Linked DNA regions of Mus musculus: region 1 is linked to region 2. Evidence: chromatin loops called from intact Hi-C (ENCODE). Cell type or tissue: left cerebral cortex. All regions are shown on one strand. Links, peaks and the distances in the headings refer to the core of each region. The heading gives the core; the rest is flanking DNA.

Region 1 (2,921 bases), core at 300-2,799, 700 kb before region 2:
TGGAATCCTGACACACGCACTTTAGCTCCCTCTGACACTGTGGCCTTAGCTGACCTGCTATCATGGATCCACAGGCTTTGTCCTGCACCATGACCTAATAGATGCATCTCTCTTGTTTTCAGTTCTAAGTGTCTTTTGTATGCTACCTAACAGAGAGATGTCTCTATCTCTTGCCCAGAGTAGAACTCTACTGTACTGAGGCAACAACTGATCTCAAGAAAGGGAAGTCTAGCCTTCAGTTCCTAGGATCAATAATGATTGGTCTAAAGTTGTAATTGTTACTCCTGTCCCAGTCATCATGATGGTTGTTTGTAAAAATGATCTTCTCTTAAAAGCATCCCAACTGATTGCTGGCTTCCACTCCTTGCTTGAACATAAACACATGGCACAACAAGCTTTAAGAATGGTCAAGGAATCTCAATCCGGCAACACTTTTTATTTTTTATATAGTTAACCCTATTTATTTACAGGTTCTACTTCTGTAACTCAACCAACTACAGATTGAAAAATATTTTAAAAATTCTTCTGTACTGAACAAACACAGATGCCTTTTTTTTTTCTTCCCATCATTCACATCATGGTCACTTTTAGCACCAACTTAACACAATCTAGAATCACCTGAGAAGGTTGCCTGGGTGAGCATGGTGTGAGGAAGTTTATCTAGATTAATGGGAAGAGATGCCCACTGTAGGTGGCATTATTCCTTAGGCAGTTGATATTGGACTGTATAAAATGGAGAAACTGAACTTAACACTAGAATGCAGCATTCATTCACTGCTCTCTGCTTCTGACTGTAGATGCAATGCCACCAATTCTCTGAGGATTCTGCTGCTGTGACTTCTCTGCTAGTCTGTACTAGAACTGTGAGCTAAAACAAGCCCATTGGTTCCCAAAGTCGCTTTTGTCATGTTATTTTATCCCAGCTGTGGGAAATTAAGTTAAGACAATTCCATGAACAATGTAGTGTAGTGGTTCTCAACCTTCCTAATGCTGTGACCCTTTAATACAATTCTTCATGTAGTGGTGACCCCCACCCATAAAATTATTTTTTGTCACTATTTCATAACTTCAATTTTGTTATTGTTATGAATCATGATATAAATATCTGATATGCAGGATGGTCTTAGGCAACCCCTTTGAAAGGGTCCTTTGACCTCTCCCCAAAGGGGTTGAGACCTACATGTTGCAAACTGTTGATCCAATGTAATGATATGTAATACATGAGAACACCTCAACTCTGCTATTTAAACAGCATTTACATTACATTGATTATTAATGATCTGGAGGTGTCTTAAAGCATATGGAAGAAAGTGTGTAAATACCATTACAGTTTACATACAGACTTGAACAACCATAGATTCTGCTATCATCTGTAGTCCTGAAACCAATTCTTCACAAATCCTGAGAGACTACTGCATTTGTATTTGGCAATACAAATTCATTTTCTTAGGAACACTCTTTCAAAATCAACACAGTTGCAATCAGCTTCCTTCTGAAGATAGAAAGTGAGCTAATCACCTGCCTTAACATCTCTAGGAGCTGCTGGACTATCTTGCAACAGTGAAATTCAGCTTGGAAGGTGTCACCAAATCCCTGCTGCAGCTTCACTGTGTATGCTGAAGAGTTTGGTTTTAAAGGGAAAGATGAGTTCCTGCCCACGCCCTTCCAGATAAGGCAGTGCTTGGTAGGTAGGAAAACAGGAGAAGCAAACAGTGAGAAGCATTTTCAAGTTCAATATAATTTGCATCTCCTAACATGAGGAACTGAAATCCCTGGAATTCCCCGAGCAGCAAAGGGCCAGTAGTGCAGAGTTTAATTTCCCAGTCTCACTCATATGAGAAATTCTCTCTGTCAGCCCATGCATGCAATAACAGTGATTACACAACAGGCTGGCACTCAGAATGATGGGACCGAGTGCCCTGGGAGCCCTTAGCTCAGGTCTTTGGAAGCAAACACTGAGAGATTTTTAACTCTACCATCCCCCAGGGCTAGCACCAAGTTGCACACCACTTGTGATATACATCTGTGGCCCTCCTGGCTCTATCCACACTCCTGATTCCATGTATAGGACTGTTGGTGCTCGGGATGTAGGCACTGAGGGCCTGCTTCATTACAGAATCTCTATCCTAGCATTGGTTTACCTAACATCACAAGGGGGAGGGAGAGAGAGAGAGAGAGAGAGAGAGAGAGAGAGAGAGAGAGAGAGAGAGAGAGAGAGAGAACACACTTTTGTGGTTGAATAGGAATGGCGCCTATAGGCTCATATATTTGAATGTTTGGTCATTAAGGAATGGAACTCCTTGAGAGGGACTAGGAGGTGTGACATTGTTGGAGGAAGTATGTCACTGGGGTTGGGCTTTGGAGTTTCTGAAGCTCAAGCCAGACCCAGTGGTTCTCTCTTCTCTTCTTTCTGCCTTCGAATTCTGATGTAGAACTCTCAGCTACCATGTCTGCCTGCATGCTTCCTGCCATGACAATAATGGATTAAACCTCTGAAACTGTAAGCCAGCCCTAATTAAATGCTTTCTCTTATAAGAGTTGCCCTGGTCATAGTGTCTCATTACAACTACAGAGCAGTGACTATGATTCCTTTGGAATGAAGAAAAAAAATCACTCCCTTTTCTGGCTCTAAGACATGTTAGTTATTTCAAAGGGTTCTGTACCAGCCAAAGCTGGTTCACTGGCCTGTCTGCATTCATCTCTCCCTGATGTGGATCTCATGTAGTGCAGTTCTATGAGATAGCACAAATGAGTGCTTCCCCAAGATCCCAAGGTCCTTTCCCTGAGATGACCCTTCAGCAGTGGTGGACAGTGGCTGAGGTCGGCAGTGACCCTGATGTGCCACACTTGAGGGCAGCATCCCTGGCAGACGTGGGGACCTGGGGTACTCCTAGTCATGCTGACCCCTTTTAGGCTTTTGA
Region 2 (2,921 bases), core at 201-2,700:
ACTTGACTATTGTGTAAGCTAATCACAGAAGGCTTGTTATTTATGCTATGGCTGTACTTGGCCCTCAAAGTCACCTTCTCAATAAGCTCTGGTGCAGAAAGAACATGAAAAGAAACAGTAAAGATTTCCCTCTGGTGGCTGTGGTCACAAAGGTCCACTTTACACCCACACAAGCCAAGATTTGAGCTTCACAGTAACCTTACAAAAGCAACTGCAAAACATTAGTGGGACTGAAATTGCTTAGGAAAGGTACTCCCACTGGCCTCTTATCAGTAAACTGTCTTACCAAAAGGACAATAATATAGTGCATTTGTGGCTATTTAGAACTGCTTTTTGCAATTCAAAATTCATAATTACATCCTGCTTGACATTTTGATGTCTATTAGGTATGCGATTTCCTCTCTAGTCTGAACAAAGTTTCTTACTAAGATCATTTATTACAAACCATCTCAGTCCCACTGGTCTCCAACTTCAGGGACCCACAGTTAGGTAAGGTTCAAATAGAATACTCAAGAAAAGACAATGAGATTTTAAAAGTTAGCTTTGTGCACATTCACTAAAAATAATTGCTCTTGATAGTTCAAGGGTGTGACCCATGTTTGGTCAACTTTACTGTTGTGTAGGGCTCCACACCTAAGAATAAGTATATTGTCAAATTAGACCGAGTAGAATATTTTTTTAAAGAGAAGCAGAGTTGGGAGAGAGTAGAAAGATGAGTATGGATCCGGGAGGAGCTGGGGGAAGGACTATGAGTTAAATAGAACCAAAATATATTACACAAAATTCTCAAAGAATTAATAACATTTTAATTACCTCATTTGACTGTGCCCACCAGAGGACTTGCACTGCATGTTAGTCATCACTGGTTTGCTTTTACCAGAGTCATCTCTTTGTCAGCTTTAAGTGTCCAAACCTGACTATGCAAGTGGTTTTAGGGGCAAAACAAGAAAAGAAGGAGCTAGGTTCAATGGTGGGACACCAGCTAGCTGAAAAACAATCATGGCAAGAAAAGAGGCTCAAATCTCCACAGTGAGAGGCCGAAATTCACCTCCAACACTGAAGACAGGAGCGTAGTACTTCCAACAGATATGACCAGGACTTTGCTGCCACCTACCCTCCACCCTTAGATCTGTCATCACCTCCAAATACCAAAAAGCAACCATGTGCCACTCTCTTCTAGTGTGTAACTCTATCTGCCAAGTGTGTAAATCTGACTCTTAGAGTACATCCCTGCATCTTCTGGTGGGAAAGAACCAGAAGACCTCACAACACTCAAAGGAGGGTAGAGGGACAAAACAGCCATGACATCACAGCAAGTCAGCTGTGTAGACTCACAGAGCCCCCTCCCCAGATGGCAGCCGACTGAAGCTCCTGGTCTGAAGAGCAGTATGTAAAGGAGATGTTGAGAGGCAGAGCTGCAGAGTGTTGGTGTCCTAGTTCGCTTCCTATTGCTTGAGAAAACCGTAACCAAAAGCAATTTGAGGAAAGATTTATTTCATCTTACAGCTTACAGTCCCAGCTGAGGAGAAGCCAGGGCAGGAGCTCAAACAGGAACCTGGAGCTGAAGCAAGAACTGAGGCCGAGGCTGCTTGCTGACTCACTCTCCATAACTTACTTGGTTTACTTTCTTATACAACTCAGGACCACCTGAGCAGGGTGATACCACCCCCAGTGGATTGGGCCCTCCCACATCAATCATTAATCAACAAAATACCACACAGACTCGTCTACAGGCAAATCTGAGGAAGGCATTTTCTCAGTTGAGGTTCTCTCTTCCCAGATGACTGTAGCTTGTGTTGTTTGACCAAACAAACAAACAAACAGAACAACAACAAAAAACCTCACCACATTAAGTGGAAACTTAAAAGATTCTTTGGAAAGTCAGTTATGTTGGATGGTGTTTTGCTGGGGCAAACACGTGAAGGAACATTTTGCTAAAGCAGAAGATACAGGTGAAAGGCTAAGGCAGACTCATGAAGGAACGTTTCACTGAAGCAAACTCAGGAAGGAACGTTTCACTGAAAGGATCATGGGTGAAAAGGTGTTCTGCTAAAGCAAGCACATAAAAGGACACTTGATGAAGGATTCTTCGCTAAAGGCACACATGTATTGGTCCTTCTTTCATTGTGTGGTTGAGTTCCTTGTGTTGGGACTCCACAGAGAGAAATGCACCACAAAACTCCTAGTAGTGTATTGCAGCTTCTTGCCTCTTCCATGAACTCTGGCCGATTGACAGAATGATGTCAGCCGAGACAGACTCATGTGATGAGGCAAGACATATGGTGAGATAAGACCCATAGAGTACATGTGACATTTAAAGGAAGTATAAACAGGACTTAAAGGACAGTGAAGGGGCTGAGCTTGGCTTGTTTGCATAACTAAACACTTCTTGATCATGAGTCTTTACTGATCTTTGCTTCACTGAGAGAGGCACAACTGAGAACTTCCTGGCATTCCCGTTGGCCCTGGTTCCTCCTGCTGACTCGGGCCAATTCAGCTGAGGCCTAGCTGTTCCCGCTAGGTCCTGCCACCTCTGCTGCTATCCCAACACTACTAAACTGGACTGCTGGTGTATCTATAAAGTGTTTGCGAGTAGATCAAGTTGCCGAACTGCTGATTTCCTGACAACACAGATGAGATTTGCTCCAAAGAATCATTTCTAAAAAGGTCCACTTGCCCTGTATCCTTTTTTTTTTTCACTTCCTCTGGTGGGTGGTGACCTAGAAGGGAGATTAAAGCGTTTAAGAACTCTTTGAAAACAAAGTTACAAGCACAGTTATGACCTATTGTCTTATGTTGAGGCGCTCAAAAGTCAGACTGGCAAGAAGTTGAATGCGAACAGTTTGTTTAATAAGTGATCCTCAAAATCACCGTGAGTTTGGTAGGGAGATGAGAAGTGAGAGAAGAAAGTCAGTGAGAGA

The links. Hi-C counts contacts between places; a loop is a spot of excess contacts. Peaks named below come from ENCODE experiments on the same cell type or tissue, not always from the same donor. Only the 100,000 strongest peaks of a DNase experiment are listed, where the experiment ranks them.
Region 1: it touches region 2 in a loop (4-fold over the local background); 3 of 42 quality-filtered maps call a loop at or near these places.

Annotation. Positions count from the first base shown.
Region 1 is chr2:145,592,803-145,595,723 of GRCm38, reverse strand. The region is part of intron 8 of Slc24a3 (solute carrier family 24 (sodium/potassium/calcium exchanger), member 3); the gene reads right to left. Among named protein-coding and RNA genes, the nearest start is that of Gm52530, 2.6 kb to the right of the region's middle. In left cerebral cortex, for the core only: no CTCF peak of the experiment used is centred there; a DNase peak (open chromatin) is centred at 1,725.
Region 2 is chr2:144,894,825-144,897,745 of GRCm38, reverse strand. The region is part of intron 2 of Gm39952 (a long non-coding RNA gene); the gene reads right to left. Among named protein-coding and RNA genes, the nearest start is that of Gm39952, 67 kb to the right of the region's middle. In left cerebral cortex, for the core only: a CTCF peak has its summit at 1,138; a DNase peak (open chromatin) is centred at 1,083.